2 separate regions of the Homo sapiens genome follow, and region 2 is linked to region 1. A link is an interaction called in ENCODE POLR2A ChIA-PET data of the cell type or tissue named here. Cell type or tissue: PC-9. All regions are shown on one strand. Each heading gives the region's core, and the rest is flanking DNA. Links, peaks and the distances in the headings are about the cores only. Region 1 overlaps ERGIC1 (endoplasmic reticulum-golgi intermediate compartment 1). Region 2 overlaps ERGIC1 (endoplasmic reticulum-golgi intermediate compartment 1).

Region 1 (4,000 bases), core at 1-4,000:
TAGCCTCCTGAGTAGCTGGGATTACAGGTGCCTGCCACCACGCCCAGCTATTTTTTGTATTTTTAGTAGAGATGGGGTTTCACCATGTTGGCCAGGCTGGTTTTGAACTCCTGACCTCAGGTGATCCACCCGCCTCTGCCTCCCAAAAGTGTTGGGAATACAGGTGTGAGCCACTGCACCTGGCCAAAGGGGGTTTCACTTTTTTTTTTTTTTGAGATGGAGTCTCGCTCTGTCGCCCAGGCTGGAGTGCAGTGGCACGATCTCGGCTCACTGCAAGCTCTGCCTTCTGGGTTCATGCCATTCTCCTGCCTCAGCCTCTGGAGTAGCTGGGACTACAGGCGCCCGCCACCACACCTGGCTCATTTTTTGTATTTTTAGTAGAGACGGGGTTTCTCCATGTTAGCCAGGATGGTCTCGATCTCCTGACCTCCTGATTGGCCCACCTCGGCCTCCCAAAGTGCTGGGATTACAGGCGTGAGCCACCGTGCCTGGCCGGGGTTTGACTTTCTGATCATCCTCACAGATCTCCTTTTCAACTCTTCTACCTTCTCTCCTCTAGAAGTGAATTCCATTCTGGCTGTGATTCCAGCCTTTGGGTCACCCAGCCCCAGTCAAGGTAGAAAGAATCACACCATAATATTTCTGAAAATCAGCCTTTTAATCTAGTTGAACCCAACGAGTGGGGAAAGAACTAAAACATTTTTTTCCCTTCAGATTTTGATTATAAGAATAACGGGTCAGAGGTGTCTCTTCCATAGGAAACTGACATCCCCTATGTCCTCAGAGTTGTTTTTTTTTTTTTCTTCAAAAAAATGCATAAAAGAATTTCAACTCATGTGCATGCCACACATTTCCATCCCCACCCCACCCTGCCCCACCCTCTACAGGCACACATATTCACACACCAAAGGGACTCCTTCCTGTAACTGGGGAACAGAATGTAAAAAAATCCATCCAAGTGGCCACCGATACCAGAAATAACCAAATGCATTTACACTCACAACATCAGTCAACTCACATGCACAAGGAGAAGCGTCTCCAATCGGAGCTTAGAGCCAAAAATTACAAATGGCAGAGACTTGAGCTATCCATAAGATAATTTTAAAAATCCTTCCACTGGACACTCCCCTTCATTACAAAAGTATGCAAACAATCTTGCTATAAATGGAAAACAGGCGTGTGGCTCTCTCCCTGGGACATGAGGGCATAGCTAAAATTCCCTGGGTGGAATTAATGCCTGGACCATTGCTCCTCCCTTTCAGGACAAAAGGGAAAGGATGAAGAGGAGCAGCAGGGTAGGGACCCACCTCAGGAGCAGGTGGGGCACCCTGGAGCTGCCTCAGGGGCTGGGAACGTGTTGGCATGTGACCAGCTGATGGAGGAGCACAGTGTCAAGTGGGCCACGATGGCTGTAGAGAAACCCAAGTGCTCTGCACCCGTAGGGAGTCCAGAAGGTAGAGGTCCACGGACAGGACAGGCCTGGCCTGCTTTGCTTCCTCCACCTAAGGCCTTGGGACCGATGGCGTCCGTCTGAGAGGCTGCATGATTATTTTAGGGTTGCAGGAAGGATGCTTCCCATCTGGACGTAAGTGCACAAACCATGTCTATCTGGATCTCAAAAGATGACTTCCCCTTTACACAACCCCCACTCCCTGCCACTGCAGATCCCAGCAGAGTGGTGGGAGATCTTGGCAGTGGGAACCAGAATGCTGTTGCCACACAGCACACAGGCTGAGGCACATTGGTGGAGGGTTCAGAGGAACGAGGAGAAGAGAGGAAGAGGAATCTGTGACCCGCCTTGTGACTGGTGGGCAGATTCAAGTCTCTACCGCTGCTGCTGAGCAACTGGGCATCTGCTTCTTGGAAGAACAAGAAAGGGGTGGGGTAAAGACTTGAGGCCTGGGTTCTAGGTTGGGCAGGAAGGGATGGGGCAGAAGTCAGGGTTCCATCTATAGTGACAAATCATAGGGGCTTGCTTGGGAAGTACCATCTTTCGTGGAAGGTGCCGGGTGTATAAAGGAGTACCTTTGGGCAGCCTGGTCCCAAAGCTGAAAGCCCAGGTCTGGTGCCTCTGGGGCAGGTTGGCTGCCCAGGGGAGAAACCAAATCATTAATGTGTCCACCTAGTGGGGGCTGCGAGATTGTCGAAGCCTGGCTGAGAGCTGATCGATATGCATTCTGGGATGTTCCCCTGAGGGAAGAGACTGCAGCTCTCCTAGGAGGGGTCCCCAAGATCCCTGGACTCCCCACCCCTTGCCTGACTCTGTTCTTGGGGCTCCCCAGGGAAAGGGGAACTGCAACTTCAGGCAGTGTAATTTGTCTAAAAAGAAACACGGGGAAAAGAGGTAGCTGCAAAACATCGAGCCATCCTCTACTTTCCCCCCACTTCCCACACACCCTTTGGGACACAGCCAGATTTGGGACCAGATTGAGGGCCAAAGGAGACAGGGCACTGGAGGCAAGGCTGGCGATGCCCAGGGTCCTCGGCCATTAGGCTGGGTGTGGCGTCAATGCATCTTGCCCAGCTGGATCTTCTTCCAGGCCTCAGAGGCTGTGAAGATGCATGAGTCCAGGATGCCGGCGACGGTGAAGGTCCCGCCAATGATGGCACAGATCTGCAAGAGGGCAGGGGTGGGGTGGGAGTGTCAGAAGTCAGTGCTGGAGGATGAACCAGGCCAGACCCCTCCCACATCATGAGATGATGGGCTCTGCAAGGCAGACATTGCCCGTTAAGCCCATAATACCCACTACATAGTCACCAAGTCCGGAACATACTTAGGGCTCAAAGAAAACCAGTTGTTGGATGGTGGATTTAATAATAATAAAATAATTTTCACCATTATGAGCTCCTTTAATTCCCATATTCACCCTCTGAATGAGGAAGGGAATTATTAGACCCATTTCACAGCGGAGGAAACTGAGGTTCATCAGGTGACTTGCCTAAGTTCACCACTAGCAGAGATGCAACTTGAACACAGGTACGTCTTAACTCTGGAGCCTGTGGTCTTAACCTCAACTCTGAATTTATCACATATTTACAATCCCATTTGCAGATGAAGGAAATGGAGGTTCTGAAAGGCAGTCCCAGGGGCCCAAGGTCACACAGCCAAGAAATGGCATCCTGGGACTTGATGGGTAGTAAGCAAATAATCATACCAATAAATGCAAAATTATAGCCAAGGCAAGTGCTACAAAGGACAGAGAGGCCTTTGGTGCTACCAGAAAGCTTCTATTAGAGCAAGGTTTCTTTTTCTTTTTCTTTTTTTTCTGTCTTCCAGGCTGGAGTGCAGTGGCGTGATCTCAGCTCACTGCAAGCTCCGCCTCCCGGGTTCACGGCATTCTCCTGCCTCAGCCTCCCGAGTAGCTGGGACTACAGCTGCCTGCCACCGCGCCTGGCTAATTTTTTGTATTTTTAGTAGAGACAGGGTGGGGGTGTTTCACCGTGTTAGCCAGGATGGTCTTGATCTCCTGACCTCGTGCTCCACCCGCCTCGGCCTCCCAAAGTGCTGGGATTACAAGCATGAGCCACTGTGCCTGGCCAGGGCAAGGTTTCTAATGGCACCATTGACATTTGGGGCCAGAGAATTTTTTGCCACAGGGGCTGTCCTTTGCAGAAGGATTTAGCATCCCTGGCCTCTACCCAGGAGATGCCAATCATACCCCCCCCCGCCACGCTGTGACAACCACAATGTCTCCAAACATTGCCAAATGTCCCCAGATGTCAAAATTGCCCCTGGTTGAGAATGGCGGTAGCAGGAGGATAATGAATGTCACCTGTTATGTCTGTACTTCATAACTGTCTGCCACATCATAATATACTAACCACAACAAAATACACAGTACTTACACAGCACCTTCCCTGGGCCAGGTGGGTTACAGTGCTCCATGCCTACCACCCCAGTGAATCCCCAGCTCAACCCTAGGCAGTAGGTACTATTCTTAGACTATTTCACAGCCAAGGAAACTGAGGCACAGAGACCCTGAATCCCTCGTCCAATGCC
Region 2 (15,876 bases), core at 5,383-9,382, 52 kb after region 1:
AGGCCTGGCCTAGGGGGCGGCTGAAGGGGCAGTGCTTCAGGTGGCTGGGCTGTGGTTATTTTAAACATTTATTAGGCCCCTTGGGTCCAGTCCCTAGGCTATAAATAAAAGAGAACTGCCCTATCTAAGCAATGAAGACTCCAAGAGAGCTTTGTAAATGGCCACATCTTAGGGAAAGAATGAGTCAGACCAAGGCAAAGGAATTTCGTTTTTACTAAGACCACATCTTTGCGCCCCTAGCACCCGGTGTGATGCTGTTCACAAGGAACGGTGGGCTCTGAAAAGACACCTGGGGCTTCTCTGTGGGGCCCACAAGGATATTCCCAGAGACAAGAGTGCAACAGATGGGCCTCCACTCGTTAAGCTGGGGGAGGCCTACTACGTGCATTCATGCTGTCCCATGTGCGCCTGTGAAATGCCCTGAGCCCCATCTTAAAACCAGGGAACAGGCTCGGAGAGGGTGTGTCCCATCCCCGGAGTCACATGCTAGGAAATGGCCGAGCTAGAATCTCAACCCAGCCTTTCCACAGCTCAGGCTGCCTCCCAGCCCTCTCCTCAGCATCAGGGTCAAGGAAGAAAATGAAGGAGGGCCCTGGTCCTGGGAAGCCTTAGGATGGGAGAGGGGAGACACGGACCTGCGCTTGACCTTGCTTGTAGTGTTGGCCCCAATCAGAGGCCACCAAGAGCAAAGGAGCTGGAGGGAGAGAGGCAAACAGGAGCCCAGGAGGTTATGACAGACAGGACTAGCTGGATTTCCTAGGCCAAATAAGAATTCCTAACCCTAGCTGGGGAAGGTGACCACTCCCACCTTTAAACACCGGGCTTCTAACTCAGCTCACACCTGACCAATCAGGTAGTAAAGGGAGCTCACTGAAATACCAATTAGGCTAAAAGCAGGAGGTAAAGAAACAGTCAAATCAGCTATCGCCTGAGAGCACAGGGGGAGGGACAATGATGGGGATATAAACCCAGGCATTCGAGCTGGATTGGGCAACCCCCTTTTGGTCCCTCCTTTGTATGGGAGTTCTGTTTTCACTCTATTAAGTCTTGCAACTACACACTCTTCTGGTCTGTGTTCCGGCTCGAGCTGAGCTTTAGCTCGTGGTGCTGATCGCAGTCGTCACAGACCCACCGCTGACTTCCACCCCTCTGGATCCGGCAGGGTGTCCGCTGTGCTTATTCAGCGAGGCTCCCATTGCCGCTCCTGATCGGACTAGAGGCTGGCCATTGTTCCTGCGTGGCTAAGTGCCCGGGTTTGTCCTAAATGAGCTGCACACTAGTCGCTGGGTTCCACAGTTCTCTTCCGTGACCCACGGCTTCCAATAGAGCTGTAACACTCACCGCATGGCCCAACGTTCCATTCCTTGGAATCCGTGAGGCCAAGAACCCCAGGTCTAAGAACAAAGACCCGCCGGTAACAGGCCCGAGGAGGATCGGCCTCCCTACAGCCAAATGCTCTGCCTGGCCTTCAGCACCCAATTTCTACCCCAGCTGTAATGTGCAACTCTGGAGAGCTGTTGAGTAATGAAATTGCTGGGTGATTAACACACAGTCAACTAAGGAGAGCCTGGGCTTCCCTTCCCAGCCAGGAAGCTGCCTGAGACTCTTCCTTGAAGCAACTCACCTTTCCCACCTGGCGAGGCTGGGCCTCCGCACAGCACTGAGGGATTGTGGGATGATGTCATCCACTGGCAACCCTCTGGAGGTGACCTCAGCCAAGAGCAAAGTGAATCCCAGGTGTGGCGCCAAGGTGAGCTCACCCACAAGGCCCCAAGAAGCCTCTCCCAGGCGTGGGTCCCTGTCTTCCTAACCAGAATAAGCAGAGAACAGGCTCCGCAGGGCTAGAGGGCCACCCAGAACAAGGGGGCTGCGGTGCTGGGCAGGGACGGCCTGAGGCGCTCTGGCCAGGCTGGTTATGTAAGGCCAGAACTGGCTGCTCCCAGGCTCCTTCCTGGAGGGCCCCAGGCTGTGAGATAAACACAATTCAATCACCTGGGCTGCCTGATGAGGTCAATAAAGCCGCCTTCGCCTTCGTGTCCAAGGCAAATGTTCCAGGGCTGCTGGCTTCCTGCCACCCCAGCCAGCGCCACGAGCTCACCCACAACCACCCCATGGCAGGGGCCTGCCAAGGCTAACTAACTTCATTGGCTAGGGCTGAACTGATTTTAAAAGGCCAACGGGCTGCCAGAAATCAACCCACCTGGAAGAAAAGGAAATGTTTTTTGTGGATTCATTGTGGTTTGAGGACTTCCATGGGCCTGACTCCCCTGTCACCAGTGTGGGCAGTGGGAAGGCCTATGGGGGCAGTGGCAGACCGGTGTGGGCTCACCTCCTGGCTCTGCCACTTAGGAGCTGGGAGACCTAGGACACACTGCTTCACCTCTCTGAGCCTCAGTTTCCTCATCTGTAAAACTGGAAAAGCTTTCAATCGGTTCGAAAATCAGCAAAATTAATCTATGGCAATGGAAGTCAGAATAATAGTGGTGGGGGCTACTGACTGGGAGGGGCTCAAGGGACCCTTCTTTGGTGACAGAATGTATTATGTCTTCATCAGAGTGATGGTTACGTGTGTAAACACAGGTGAAAATTCATCAGGCCTCTACCTTAATATTTGTATGCTTTGCTGTATGTAAGTTACACATACCTCACTAAAATAAGAAAATAAGAAAGGAAAGGAAGGAGGGAGAGAGGAAAGGAGAGAAAAAGAGGAAAATAAGGATAAAGATTCCGTCTACTTCACAGGGCTGCTGGATGACTGCCAGGTCAAGCTGTTGGCTGCCCCAGGGCAGGAGAGTGAGTGAGTGTGTGTATGTTAGTGTGAGTCAATGTGTGTGTGTGTGTGTGTGTATGTGTGAGACTCATCTCTCTCTTGAGGGCCGATTCCACACCCTTCTTGGTAAAGAAAATACAGCAGTGCAGGGGAAGCCTAGGCTACCAGGGTTCGAAGCCTAGGCTACCAGGGTTCAAAGCCTAGGCTACCAGGGTTCGAATCCTGGCTCTGCCACCTCTTGGCTGATTGACTTGGGCAAGGGGCTTCCCATCCATCAGTTTCCCCAGATGTAAAATGGGGACAATCATAGGGGTTGCTATGGGGTTGCTGAGAAGATCAAATGAGAACAAGAGCAATGCTAAGTGTGGTCTTAGTAAACAGTAAGTGCTCAATAAATGTCCATGGTTTTTATCATTATTATTAATATCGATGCTCAAGGAGTTGATCCAGTGTTTAATAAGGGTACTATTCTCCCTTCACGTCGATGAAACCAGGCTCAGAGGAGCACAGCTGGCTGGCCAAGATCATAGGACCAAGAGGAGGCAGAGGCAGGATCTGAGCCCAGGGACAGGGGGCCCAGAGCCCATGCTCTTTCCAAGGCATTGCACTGCCTGGATGGGATGGGAATCGGTGAAAAGCTGAGGGGCCGGTGGCCCTCAGTGGACATGTGATGCAGGCATCCTAGTCCTTTTTCATAATCTTCAGGTGTGTCCCCTCCCACCAGGGCCCAGGTGCCTGCAGGGTACAGGGGTGCTTAGGGGTCCAGTTGCGTCTGTCCCACAAGCCTCTCCCACTCCCGTCAACACCCCCAGGACGAGGGCTCCCTGAGCCTCAGCACAGAGCGTGTGCTCACAAACTTCAGTGGAATGAGCCTGAGTGGAGGAGGGAGTCCTCAGCAGAACTCCCAGGATGCAGGGAAGGCACGCGCTGGTGGAGCAGTCGGGAGCACATTCCAGGTGGGGGACGCCAGATGGCGTCAGGGAGTCAGGCGAGTGCGTGGGAGGGTGGGGGTGTGGGTGGACAGTGGCCTTGTAGGGAGAGGTACGCAAGGGCCTGGGGAGGTGTGGGTGGGGGGAGTGTAAATGGAATGTGGTGGAGGGCCTTGAAATTCTAGTCTGAGGCATGAGTTCGATGACATCTATACAAAACAATTTTATTTGCTTTTTGAAGAGCACTTAAATAGTTCAGATTCCTGCCTGAAGTCTCTGACCTCTATGCTTCAAAATTTGATCGAATGGAAACTTAGGCGGCGGTGAGGCCTGCCGCAAGGGCTTGGGGTGGGGTGGAGGGAGGGATGGAGATTCTGCAAGCACGTGCTCCGGAGCCTTGAGTTTCAAATCCTGAGTCGTCCAGGTAAAAGTATGTGCATCTATTACCAACCAGGTGGATGTCTAAAATACATCCCTCGACAGCCAGTCACCGGGTTCTGCCCACCCCTGCTCCAAAGCCAAAGTCCCAGCACCCTCGGCCCCTCTGACTTGGGTCATCCCCCAGCTCCCACCAGGGCTTTGGCCTCTGGGTGGCCCCACACCAAACCCATCTTCACAAGGGGTGAGCTGTCTGAGACATAAACCCGTCACTCCACACTCAGACGCCCTCAGGCCTCCTATTGCTAAGAGCAATGTCCTTCATGCTCCTTAATGGGATGCCTGGGGCCCTCTACCCAGCCTGGCTCACAACCCAGGCTCAAGGCAGGCAACCTGGAGACTTCCAGCTCCTCCTCCTGGTTAAGCCACTGCTCCCCACTCCGGGCCTCCTACGGGGAGCCTGTGAGAACACCGTGACCTCCAGGTGACCTCCAAGCTCCCACCTCCCAGGCTTCCATCTGCCTGTTTGGCCACCTCACCCTAGAAGGGTGCATCCAAGTCCTCCAGTCAACTATTCTGATCAAAAAGCAGTGGCTCCCATGAGCCTGGGGCCCTGAAATGCTGGGGCCAGGGAAGTGGGGTACAACAGAGGGGAGGTGCTGAGCCTGGGCTTCAGCATCACAGACCCGTGTTTGACTCCAGTTACACCACTTAGTGCTTCATGTGGTTTTGGCCGCCTGGTGCCTCAGTTTCCCCAGCTGTAACATGGGGTGAACAGTAGTAGTTGCCTCAAGGGGTTCTGCGATGACCAATGAGATGACCATCATGAAGTGCTGACCTGCCGGGGGCAGCCTGCATGCCTATAATCCCAGCACTTTGGGAGGCCAAGGTGGGAGAATTGCTTGAGCCCAGAAGTTTGAGACCAGCCTGGGTAACATACAGGGAGACCCCTGTCTCTACAAAGAATTAAAAAATTAGCCAGGCATGGTGGCTCATGCCTGTAGTCCCAGCCACTCGGGAGGCTGAGGCAGAAGGATCGCCCTGGAGGTCGAGGCTACATTAAGCCATAATTGAGCCACTGCCCTCCAGCCCGGGCAACAGAATGAGGCCCTGTTTCAAAAAACAAACAAACAAAAAATAAAAATAAAAATAAAGTGCTGACCTAGGTGTTGGCATGCACACTATAAATCCATGAGTTATAGTATGGAAGGTACCATGAGTTATATTACATTATAAACTATCAGTGGAGAGTTCCAGTTACTATATTTTATTAGTATAAATCCTCATGAGGTTAATAATTATTCAGAGCAGTCAGAGACTGGGCAGTCAGAGGCTGGAACATTCTGTGGCCAGGTTGCCTGAGGAGGGGCCTGCTCCCTGAAAACACGGAGTTTCAGAACACTCTGTGGGGCCTCTTTCCCAAGGATAATTAACGGCCTGTCCAAAGCCAGGTTGGAGCCCAACCACCCAAACAAATGTGCCTCCCCCTCACCCCCCACCAGGCCCAGGCCAGAATAAGCGTCTTATGTCACTGATAACCACAGGCTGGGGCTGGAGCCATGTTGATCCAACCAACGGTGACCTCATTTCCTTAAGTTACAATCTCATGGTGGCGGGAGGGGGCACTGACCCCACTGTGGCCACAAACCTGCCACAGAGGGCCAGCCACCCAGAAGACGAGAACTGTGACCTTCAGTTGTTCCCAAACCTGTAGGGCTTCCTGGGGGCCACAAGCTTCTGACAACTGGAAGACCCCAAAGATGTGATGCTTTCTCCTCTCGATTGCTCTGTAAGTCTTAGGGCTCATCCTGCGGAGGCCCTTCGGGCAACTCCTATACCTTAGTAAGGAGGGAAGGGGACATTAGGGTCACTGCATCTTCATAGCTGGAGCATCTGGCCTCAGCTCCGGACAGATCTCTCTATTCATCTCTGCCTCCCTCCCTCTCTCCAGCCGCTGACTTAGCACAGGGTTGGACTCAAGGCAAATGCTCAAAAAATGTCCTCATGTTTTTTTTTGTTTTTTTTTTTTGAGATAGGGTCTCGCTCTGTCTCCCAGGCTGGAGTGCCGTGGTGCAATCATGGCTCACTGCAGCCTGGATCTCTTGAGCTCAAGTGATCCTCCCACCTCAGCCTCCCAAGTAGCTGGGACTACAGGTGTGTGTGTCCACGGCTAACTAATGTTTTTAAAATTTTTTTGCAGAGACAGGATCTCACTGTGTTGTCCAGGCTGGTCTCGAACTCCTGGGCTAAGTGATCCTCTGGCCTTGGCTTTTCAAAGTGCTGGGATTACAGGTGTGAGCCACTGCACCTGGCCCCCTTCCTCCCCTCATCCCTAAGCTTTGTACCTCTCCAGGGACTCGGTGGGATCAGAGCGTCCGGGATGCCGCTGGGAGAGAGGGAGAGGAAGTCCTGGCACGGGGGAATGGGGAGCAGTGGGAACACACTGTGCTCTTCAGAAAGAAGCAGCCCTGCCCTTGGGAAGCTGCATGAGTTGTCTGGGCTTGCTGGAAGGGCCCTTCCCCAATGCTCCCGGGCATTCTGCGGGTGGGGCCCCACCTGCTCGAGCCTCAAGCTGTGACGTCAAAACTCACTTGTTGGCAGCCCATTGCCTCAGTGCCCCACCTCATGTGGGATGAGCTGGGAATGCCACCCCACACGCTGTCAGCAGCAGGCAAGAGAGGCATCTTCTTAACTCAAAGCGGAAGAGGGGACAAGGAATTCACATTCCCTGAGTACTTATATGCCTGGTGCGGAGCGGCCTTAAAACCTTTTTAGAGTTAGATGCAGACTATGTAGGAAATGAATAAATGCACGAAGAGATATGGACCTTATGATATTAAAGTATAGCCGCACTATATTAAGTTAGCTTTCAGCTAAATAATCTTGTTTGATCCTCATAAAATATCATGTACCTGCAGCCATCTCATTTTCTACCTCCTGCCCTGCTTTAGTTCTTGTCTTTGGAGTACTTGCCCCTGATCGATACAGTCTAGTTTTGTTTGCTTGTTGACTGTGTCTACCACTGGCGTTTTCAGCTCCTCCATGTGTGGAGCCACAGAGCAGTGAGTGTGCAGGTCCAGCCCTGGGCTCCACGAGCTCATCATCAAGAAGTGAGTCCCAGGCTAGGCGCAGTGGCTCACGCCTGTAATCCCAGCCTGGGATTACAGGCTGAGGCGGGTGGATCATTTGAGGTCAGGAGTTCGAGACCAGCCTCACCAAAATGGTGAAAGGCTGTCTCTACTAAAAATACAAAAATTAGCTGGACATGGTGGTGCTTGCCTGTAATTCCAGTTACTCAGGAGGCAAAGCACAAGAATCTCTTGAACTCGGGAGGCGGAGCTTGCAGTGAGCCGAGATCACGCCACTGCACTACAGCCTGGACGACAGAGCGAGACTCCGTCTCCAAAAAAAAAAAAAAAAAAAAAAAGAAGTAACTCCCAATTCTACCTGGCAGCTCAGAAGGCCTGGCCCCTCTCCGTCCTGCCTGCTCTACCTCCTACCCTCTCCGCTTGCTCACTTTGACCTGGCTGATTGGCCTTCTTCCTGCCTTCACATACACCAGGTCATCCCTGCCTGAGGCCCTTTGCACCTGCTGGTGTCCTGCCCACAGCACATAAAGCCACCTGCCTGGTGCCTGGTCTCAGCAGATGACACATGTGTGCCTCTGTCACCTTGCTCAGAACATGACAGGCCTGCCAAGCCAAGCAGGTCCCCTCCTAGAGGGTGGGGTACAGCCTGCAGAGGCCAGTGGGTGCCTGGCATACAACAGGTACCTCATAACATTAGCAAGTCTCAACCTCTTGCCGCTCTCCCTGCTTCGAGCTCTGATTCATGATAGGGTGATCCTAAGATGTCCAGTGACTGAGTTGTACAGAGGGGAAGATGCTTGACTTGGACATGGCCATCTCCCATTAGAGGCCTGGGGGGAATAAAACCCCTTCTTCGAACCCTGCATGGCCACAGGGTCATGTCTTGGGAAGCAGACCAACCTCTCCCAGAGCTGGAAGGGAGCTCTGACTCTGGTCTACTCTCCTTCATTTGGCTACCAATACTGAGACCCAGAGGGGTTCGGCAACTTGCATAGGGTCACACAGCAAAGTAGTAATTAAGCAGAGACCTGGCCCTGGGTCTCCCAATGCCTTATCTTGTACTCTTCCCACCACTGTAAAAGGTCCCCTGGGCTTTGGCGCCATCAGGGTTAAAACAGGATCAGAGTGACCAGGAAAGGCAAACTCTCCCATGCCAGGGGAGGGCTGAAAGGTATACCCAGAAACAAGGTGAGACCAGCCCTCCTGTCTCATAGGCCTTTCAGTGTGCTGGTCAAACACATGTGGGCTAGGGAGATAGGCAGGGCTGGGAGCCAGCTCCTAACTGTATGGCTGTGGGCAGGTCCCTCCACCTCCCTGGGCCTCAATTTCCTCTTTGTAAAGAGGGGGCAGCTCCCTCCTGAGGCTGTTTGAGAACTAAAGGTGGTAATGCTTGTATAATGAGAGTCTTCTTGGGCTAAGCAGCTATGTATTTAGTTTCCTATTGTCTTGTGGCTGAGTGGAGGCAAAGGAAACCAAGAAATCCCATTAGTGAAAAAGAAAATTCCAGTGTTGAGCAGGAGAGTGGGTGGCCAGGGCCGAGCTCCGTGATGACTTTCCGGGCTGTAAACACAGAAATGAAGAGGCTTTGAAGCCTCAAGCCAGTGCCAAAGGCAGGAAGCTCCTGGGTCTAATTCCATCACAGAGGGGCGTCCGATGAGGTCGTGACTGCATAATCCTAATGGCATTCTGTTACACACACCCCAGAGCGTTTACTAGGTTATCCAGACAACAGATAATTCTAGGAATCAGGAATGGTTTAACTCTGCGTCAGCCACTGCCAGGAAGCCTGCACCGATTCCTCACCAAGTGTGGGCCTGAGAAATGGGAAGGGGGTTAGTCCAGGGGGCCGGGCGCTGATGTCAGCAACCTCGCCCCCTCCGGTAGGAAGCTGTACCCATTAGTTTCACTGAACTCTTCGGCTCTCACATCAAATGACCCTGTGATGATTCAGAGGGAAAAAAAGCCCACTGGCCAAACAAAGGGATGGCAGAGATGTGCAAATTATTTCTGTTCATCTTTGAGCCCAGGAGAACCCCCACGGAATGGAACCAAAATGTTCCCTTCAGCTTTAACAAGGCAATATTCACTTTTGCTCTCACTTTAAAGTCCTTTTAAGAAACAGAAGAGCAACCGATGCCACAGGCCTGGAGACAGAAGTTGGAAGGTTTGGAACTTGCTCTCCTTTTTAAGACTCCTCTCTCTCTCTTTTTTTTTTTTTTTTGAAACAGGGTCTTGCTTTGTCATTCAGGCTGGAGTGCAGTGGCGCACTCTTGGTTCACTGCAACCTCTGCCTCCCAGGGTCAAGCAATTCTCCTGCCTCAGCCTCCCCAGTAGCTGGGATTATAGGTGCCCGCCACCACGCCCAGCTAATTTTTGTATTTTTAGTGTAGACAGGGTATCAGCATGTTGGCCAGGCTGGTCTCCAACTCCTGACCTCAGGTGATCCGCCCGCCTCGGCCTCCCAAAGTGTTGGGATTACAGGTGTTAGCCACCAAACCTGGCCAAAGACCCCTCCCTCTTCTTGTCTGGGGTCCCAGAACATCCTGGAATGCCCCATCGGGAAAGTATGACTTACACTTCTGTCGTTATAAATCCGGTGAGCTCCGAGAGGAAGAGGAAGAGGATGAAGAGGCAGCAGCAGATGGAGACTGGAAGAAACAACAGAAATGCAAACTGTTAAGGGTGGTGGGCACTGACGAAGGGAGACCAGCCTAGAGGGAAGAGGAAAGAGGCCCCAGGACAAGGGTGTGGGGCTGTGCCCACAGACCCTCCAGAGCCCCTTCTGACTCGAGCCTCAATATGAAGCAGCCCCACCCCCTGCCTTTGGGGTACTGGTCTGGCCTCCAGGTGTGGATCAACCTGCCGACATGAGCAATCCTCCTGGGGCTGGCCCCGCTTCCTTCCAGGAGAGCTCTTTAATGCAAAGGCCAGCCAAAAGTAGAGGCTGCAAACCGGTGGCCCACAAATGTGTTCTGTTTGGCTCGAGTGACAACATATTTCACAATCTGGAGTCCACCTTGAACAGTCAGCAGATTTCACATAAAAGGCCAGCATTCTGGCTTCTCCAGAACATCTCACCCTTGTTCCCACGGAGGGTCGGAGCCCATGAGTTTGCCACAGGCCCCACCACTCCCTTCTGCCTCTCTGGTTCTGAGGCTGAGGCAGAGTCTGTGGCTGTTTCTCACCACCCTCTGTGGTGCCATCCACACGGTGCCCCTGTCCTTAGAAGGGGCTATAGACAGCGGTGCTTCAAGAGAAGAAATAATTCTTTATGGAAGTGAAGAATGGTCCAATATGCTTATTATTTCTTTACTTTTGAGACTCTGTTGCCCAGGCTGGAGTGCAGTGGCGCAATCTCGGCTCACTGCAACTTCCACCTCCTGGGTTCAAACGATTCTTCTGCCTCAGCCTCCCAAGTAGCTGGGATTACAGGTGCCTGCTACGACACCCAGCTAATTTTTTTATTTTTAGTAGAGACGGGGTTTCACCATGTTGGCCGGGCTGGTCTTGAACTCCTGATCTCAAGTGAACCGCCCGCCTCAGCCTCCCAAAGTGCTGGGATTACAGGTGTGAGCCACTACACCCGGCCGGTCCAATATGTTTAAAATGCAGAGTGTAGAACAGAGTTCTGGGGTCGGCCATGTCTGTTGTCTTTCTCTCATCTGCCTGGCACCTAAAGACACTGGGGTTTGTGGACCTTGGAGTCACTCCTTGGGGGCAGGACATAACAAGTGCCCCAGAGTCCGGCCCTCAACTCCACTCACCAGCCCCATCTCCTGACACTCCCCACAATGTCTAACCACCCACCCACAGAGAGCTGCATGCTATTCCCTAAATATGCCTTTCATTTCTGTTCCTTTGCCTGGACTCATCATCCCTCCTCCTCCATGGTTATCCTCTCTGCTTGCTGAACTCCTACTCATCCTCCCAGGCCCGACTCACATGTCCCTTTTGATGGGAAGCTTCCCCTACTCCCAGAGGTGGAGCTGGTCACTCTTTTGTCTGTGTTCCCAGCCTCTGCTTGAACATGTCCCACATTTTATCGGTTATCTGTGGCCGTTTCTCCCACTAGACTGATATCCAGAAAGACAAATACTCTGGAGTTCCAGTGCCTGGCCTGGGGCTGGGGCCTAACAGGTATTGTGTACGGCAGAGAGTCAGCTCCCAGGATACAAAATGAGGGCTGAATACGCCACACCTGAGTTTATCCCAGAGGCACTTAGTGGGCAAGAGCTCACTAAGGACTGCGCTGGGGCCCCACTGCTCACCTGCTGCATGGCCCTAAGTGAGTTACTTAACCTCTTTGTGCCTCCACTTCCTCACCTGTAAATGGCAGCAATGGTAGTACCTGCCTTATAGGGCTTCTCTGAGGATCTCAGCAACACAAGGATTGAGCTTGAAACAGAGCCCGGCAGGTAATAATTACCTGAGCATCAGCTCATGAGTAGGACTTACATCAGAGAGATGTGGGAAGGGTTTGGTGATCTGGGGAAAGTGATTCAACACATTGATTGACCCTTAGTTTCCTGCAAAGAAGACTTCCCAATCCCTCTTGCTGATTCTGCTGCATTCTCCGCAGCCTGCACCTGGACTGGCAGAGCCAGCGTCACGGATGTGACAGCCAGTTATCTCTATTATTTTTCTTAGTCTGTATCTATTTACATATATCGATCTGCCTATCTACCTATCTAAAACAAACAGCCAAACATTGATCGATTGATTGATCTATCTTCAAAGCAAATAGCCATCTATCTGTCTTCAAAACAAACAGCCAAAGATGCATTCCGAGGGAAGGGAGAAGAAAGAGAGTGTTTGCTGGGCACTTACTATGTGCCCTGTTGTGACTGCATTAACAGATGTCCTGTCACTTCACACTCCCACCACCTTGAGGGGGGCGGTGCCCATGTTAAGGGTGTGGAAATGGAGGCACAGTGAGACAAGGAGGCTGGCCCATGGCTTCACTGTGTGGTGGCAGGAGAGGCAGGACTGGAAGCCATATGTTTTAGAGGCAAAGCCCTGAGAAAAGGAACCTCAAGAACTTAGGCTCCGAGTGAAGGGCAGGATGTCCCCAGACTGCTCACTGAGTCTCTCCAACCACCCTGAGACATGGGGGATACTAGAATTACTCCCAATTTCTCCCAAACTTTGAAAAAGTTGGCCAGGCGCGGTGGCTCATGCCTGTAACCCCAGCACTTTGGGAGGCCGAGGCGGGCGGATCACGAAGTCAAGAGTTCGAGACCAGCCTGACCAACACGGTGAAACCCCGTCCCTACTAAAAATACAAAAATTAGCCAGGTGTTGTGGCAGGCGCCTGTAGTCCCAGCTACTCCAGAGGCTGAGGCAGGAGAATCACTTGAACCCAGGAGGCAGAGGTTGCAGTGAGCCGAGATCGTGCCACTGCACTCCAGCCTGGGTAAAAGAGCAAGACTCCGTCTCAAAAAAAAAAAAAAAAAAGAAAAAGTTGTACCGGGGAAGCATTCAAAGGTTTTACTTAAAAAAAAAAAAAAAAAAAAAAAAGTATCATCAGCACCATAAGACAGTGAGAAAAAAAAATTTTTTAAAGAAAAAAATAGTTAACAATGCGTATTATAAAAAAAAAAAAATCCAGCTGTATAAAAAAAGTGAGTCTGTCTCTCCTGATCTGCAGCCCCCGATTCCCTGTTACAGTTTCATGTGTCCATCCATGGACATTTAAATATATATATATATATATACACACACACACACACACACACACACACACATATATATATATATATATATATATATATATATATATATCCCCCTAAGTGAACAGCAGCGTAATGGGCACACTCTTTTCCACCGTGCTTTGCTCACTCAGCAATCTATGTCGAAACAGGTTCCACATCAGTTTACTGAGTGGCCGTGTTTTCCTTCATTTTCGAACGGCAGAGAGATAAATTTCAAATTGTTTTCTCCAGCTGCTGAACAAATCCACTGGAAGAGATCAGCTATCAATCCAAATTTCCTGGCTCCTGTTCTTCCCTTTCTCACCCGCAAACTGAGGCTATTAAACCTCTTGGAAAACTGAGCAGGCAAAACATCCTTGCTTTGGAAGCTTGCAACTTTCTGACCAGGATCATATAGGACCCACATTTCAGAATCTTTTACACCCTCCTCCCCCAAGCCCCGACAACCCATTGGATGCTGTAATGATGAACAGGCACAAAATAGGGAGTGTTGCCGGGCATGGTGGCTCATGCCTATAATCCCAGCACTTTGGGAGGCCGAGGCAGACGGATCACTTGAGGTCAGGAGTTTGAGAACAGCCTGGCCAACACGGTGAAAACCCATCTCTACTAAAAATACAAAAATTAGCCAGGTGCGGTGGCAGGCGCCTGTAATCCCAACCACTTGGGAGGCTGAGACAGGAGAACCACTTGAATCCGAGAGGCGGAGGTTGTAGTGAGCCGAGATCACACCATTGCACTTCAGGCTGGGCAACAAGAGTGAAATTCTGTCTCAAAAAAAACGAAACAAAACAGGATGTGTTCATGAAGGTCAGTGCTAACTTGGATGGGTTCAGGTCTCCTAGCTACTTTCCGTGTTCATGCTTGTAGACGTGTGTCCCAGGGTTCTAATTCTATCCACACCAGAGCACCAGAGCTGGGGGGATGGGATGGAAAGGCCTCCTGAAATCTGTGTGCTTTTTCAAGGCTCGGACTAAGCCTGGTCAGCCCAGCAGGTGGACACAATAAGTGCCAAGTCTACTCGGCAGAGACTCAAGTGGTCCAAAGGTCCCGATCACACGCATTCATGGCGTGTGTTACCCTTACCCCAGATAGAGGAGGAGGACAGAGACCAGGTCACAATGCCACTGTGGCCTCAGAGACTAGCACAGTGCCTGGCTCAGAGAAGGTATAAAATAAATATTTATTGAATGAATGAATAAAAAACACAACAGGAGGTAAAAACTATTTCAACCAGAAAGGCCTTCTGATACTGAAGGCTTGATGAAGGTTTTTCAGTCCATGTTTGGGCAAGACTCTAAGGCTCTCTAACTCCAGACTTCTTCTGAAACTGACTCAGGCATCGGACAGTAGGAATGTGACCCCAGGAGAAGGCTTGATGGTAGGAAACCTGGTACGGCCAGCCAAAGGGGGCACTGGACCTGAGACCCAAGGCTCCGAGAGGTCAAGGAATTTGTCCAAGGTCACACAGTCACGTAAGTGGAGGAGGCAACATTTAAACCCTGAGCTGTAAGTCTCCAATGCCCTGATCTTTCCTTCAGTTATTAATAGCACCCATCACAAAGTAATGAAATGGTGTGTGTCCAAGTCAGCCCGCCCTGCCCAGTCGTGTGCTCCTCAAGGACAAAGATGGAAGCCCCGTTCATCAGCACAGTCCCAGGGCTTGGCATGGCGCCTGGCCCAAGGACCTGGTTAATAAATATTTATTCACTAAATGGTAGCTAAGGGCTGGCTTCCTATGCCTCACGCCTTTCCTCTTGTGTAAGGAAATTTGCTGTCTCCTGTGCTGTGGCTGAAACTGTCTATCAGACCATGTCCCTGGAGGGCCCTTTGGCAGGACCTTGTAAGTTTCAAAAAAAAAAAAAAAAAAAAAAAACATACTCTTTAACCCAGTAATTCCTCTTCTAGGGAAGTTACCTTACAGAAATAACTGTACAAGGATACAAAAAGATATGGACAAGGATCTCCAACAAACCAGAATGGGGAATGTCTACCCTCAGGGGCTGGCCACAGGCCCCGTAGGTCAGCCAGATAACAGAATGTGACACAGCTGGAAAGAAGAATGTGGTGGCTGTTTATCCGCTGGCAGGAAAGGTGCCCAGGATGTATCAGCAGAAGAAAGGCAGGGGAAGAACAGTGTGCAGAGTATGCTCCCTTTTGTGTTTCAAACAGTGATATAGGTATATCAAAGCCTAAATAGGCCAGGTGCAGTGGCTCATGCCTGGAATCCCAGCACTTTGGGAGGCCGAGGCAGGCGGATCACTTGAGGTCAGGAGTTCGAGACCAGCCTGGCCAACATGGTGAAGCCTCGTCTCTACTAAAAATACAAAAATTAGCTTGGCATGGTGGTGGGCATCCGTAGTCCCAGCTACTCGGGGAGGCTGAGGCACAAGAATTGCTTGAACCCGGGAGGCAGAAGTTGCAGTGAACCGAGATCCCACCACTGTACTCCAGCCTGGGGGACAGAGCGAGACTCCATCTCAAAAAAAAAAAACAGCCTAAATATATTTTTTAAAACTCTAGAAAAATACACACCTGACTGTTAAACATACCAGACAAGGGAGAGACTGCAGAGATGGAGAAGAGGGAAGAGGATGGAGCCACTGGTGGACGGTAGGAATGGGGCAGGAAGCCTCATTTGATTTTTTTGGATCAGGTTCATAAACTACCAAGGCTCTTTCCTCTCATGGTCCCCTCCATATCCTTTCCTCGGGAGTCAAGGCACAAAGCTGCACAGCTTCTCAGGCCACAGGCCCTCATGTGTTGCAGGCTCCGGGAGGACAGTGAGAAGAAAAGGAGAGTCATCCATGCACTGAGGGGTTAGTACGTGCCCTGCACAAGACACATCCCGGGACACATTTAATCCCCAGATCAGGAAACTGAGGCTCAGAGAGGGGAGTGACTTGCTCAGTCACACTGCTGCTAAATGGGAGGATGAACCTTGCTCTGCCCGAACACAGAGCCTGTGTGACATGCATCCTGCCACGGGGCTGTGCTGT

What was found. ChIA-PET counts read pairs that join two places held together with the same protein. Peaks named below come from ENCODE experiments on the same cell type or tissue, not always from the same donor. Only the 100,000 strongest peaks of a DNase experiment are listed, where the experiment ranks them.
Region 2: POLR2A ChIA-PET joins it to region 1 with 7 read pairs; 5 of 35 experiments call an interaction of 5 or more read pairs at or near these places.

The regions. Positions count from the first base shown.
Region 1 is chr5:172,949,323-172,953,322 of GRCh38, reverse strand. It overlaps ERGIC1 (endoplasmic reticulum-golgi intermediate compartment 1), which reads right to left. Exons shown (of 10, transcript NM_001031711.3): 10 at 640-2,614. The coding sequence ends at 2,507. Among named protein-coding and RNA genes, the nearest start is that of RPL26L1-AS1, 8.0 kb to the left of the region's middle. In PC-9, for the core only: no CTCF peak of the experiment used is centred there; no DNase peak of the experiment used is centred there; H3K27ac peaks cover 852 bases.
Region 2 is chr5:172,890,940-172,906,815 of GRCh38, reverse strand. ERGIC1 (endoplasmic reticulum-golgi intermediate compartment 1) reads right to left here. Exons shown (of 10, transcript NM_001031711.3): 3 at 9,742-9,814. Among named protein-coding and RNA genes, the nearest start is that of MIR10523, 16 kb to the left of the region's middle. RefSeq lists a silencer at 1,916-2,210 and enhancers at 1,033-2,232, 1,713-2,670, 4,570-5,080. In PC-9, for the core only: no CTCF peak of the experiment used is centred there; no DNase peak of the experiment used is centred there; H3K27ac peaks cover 1,041 bases.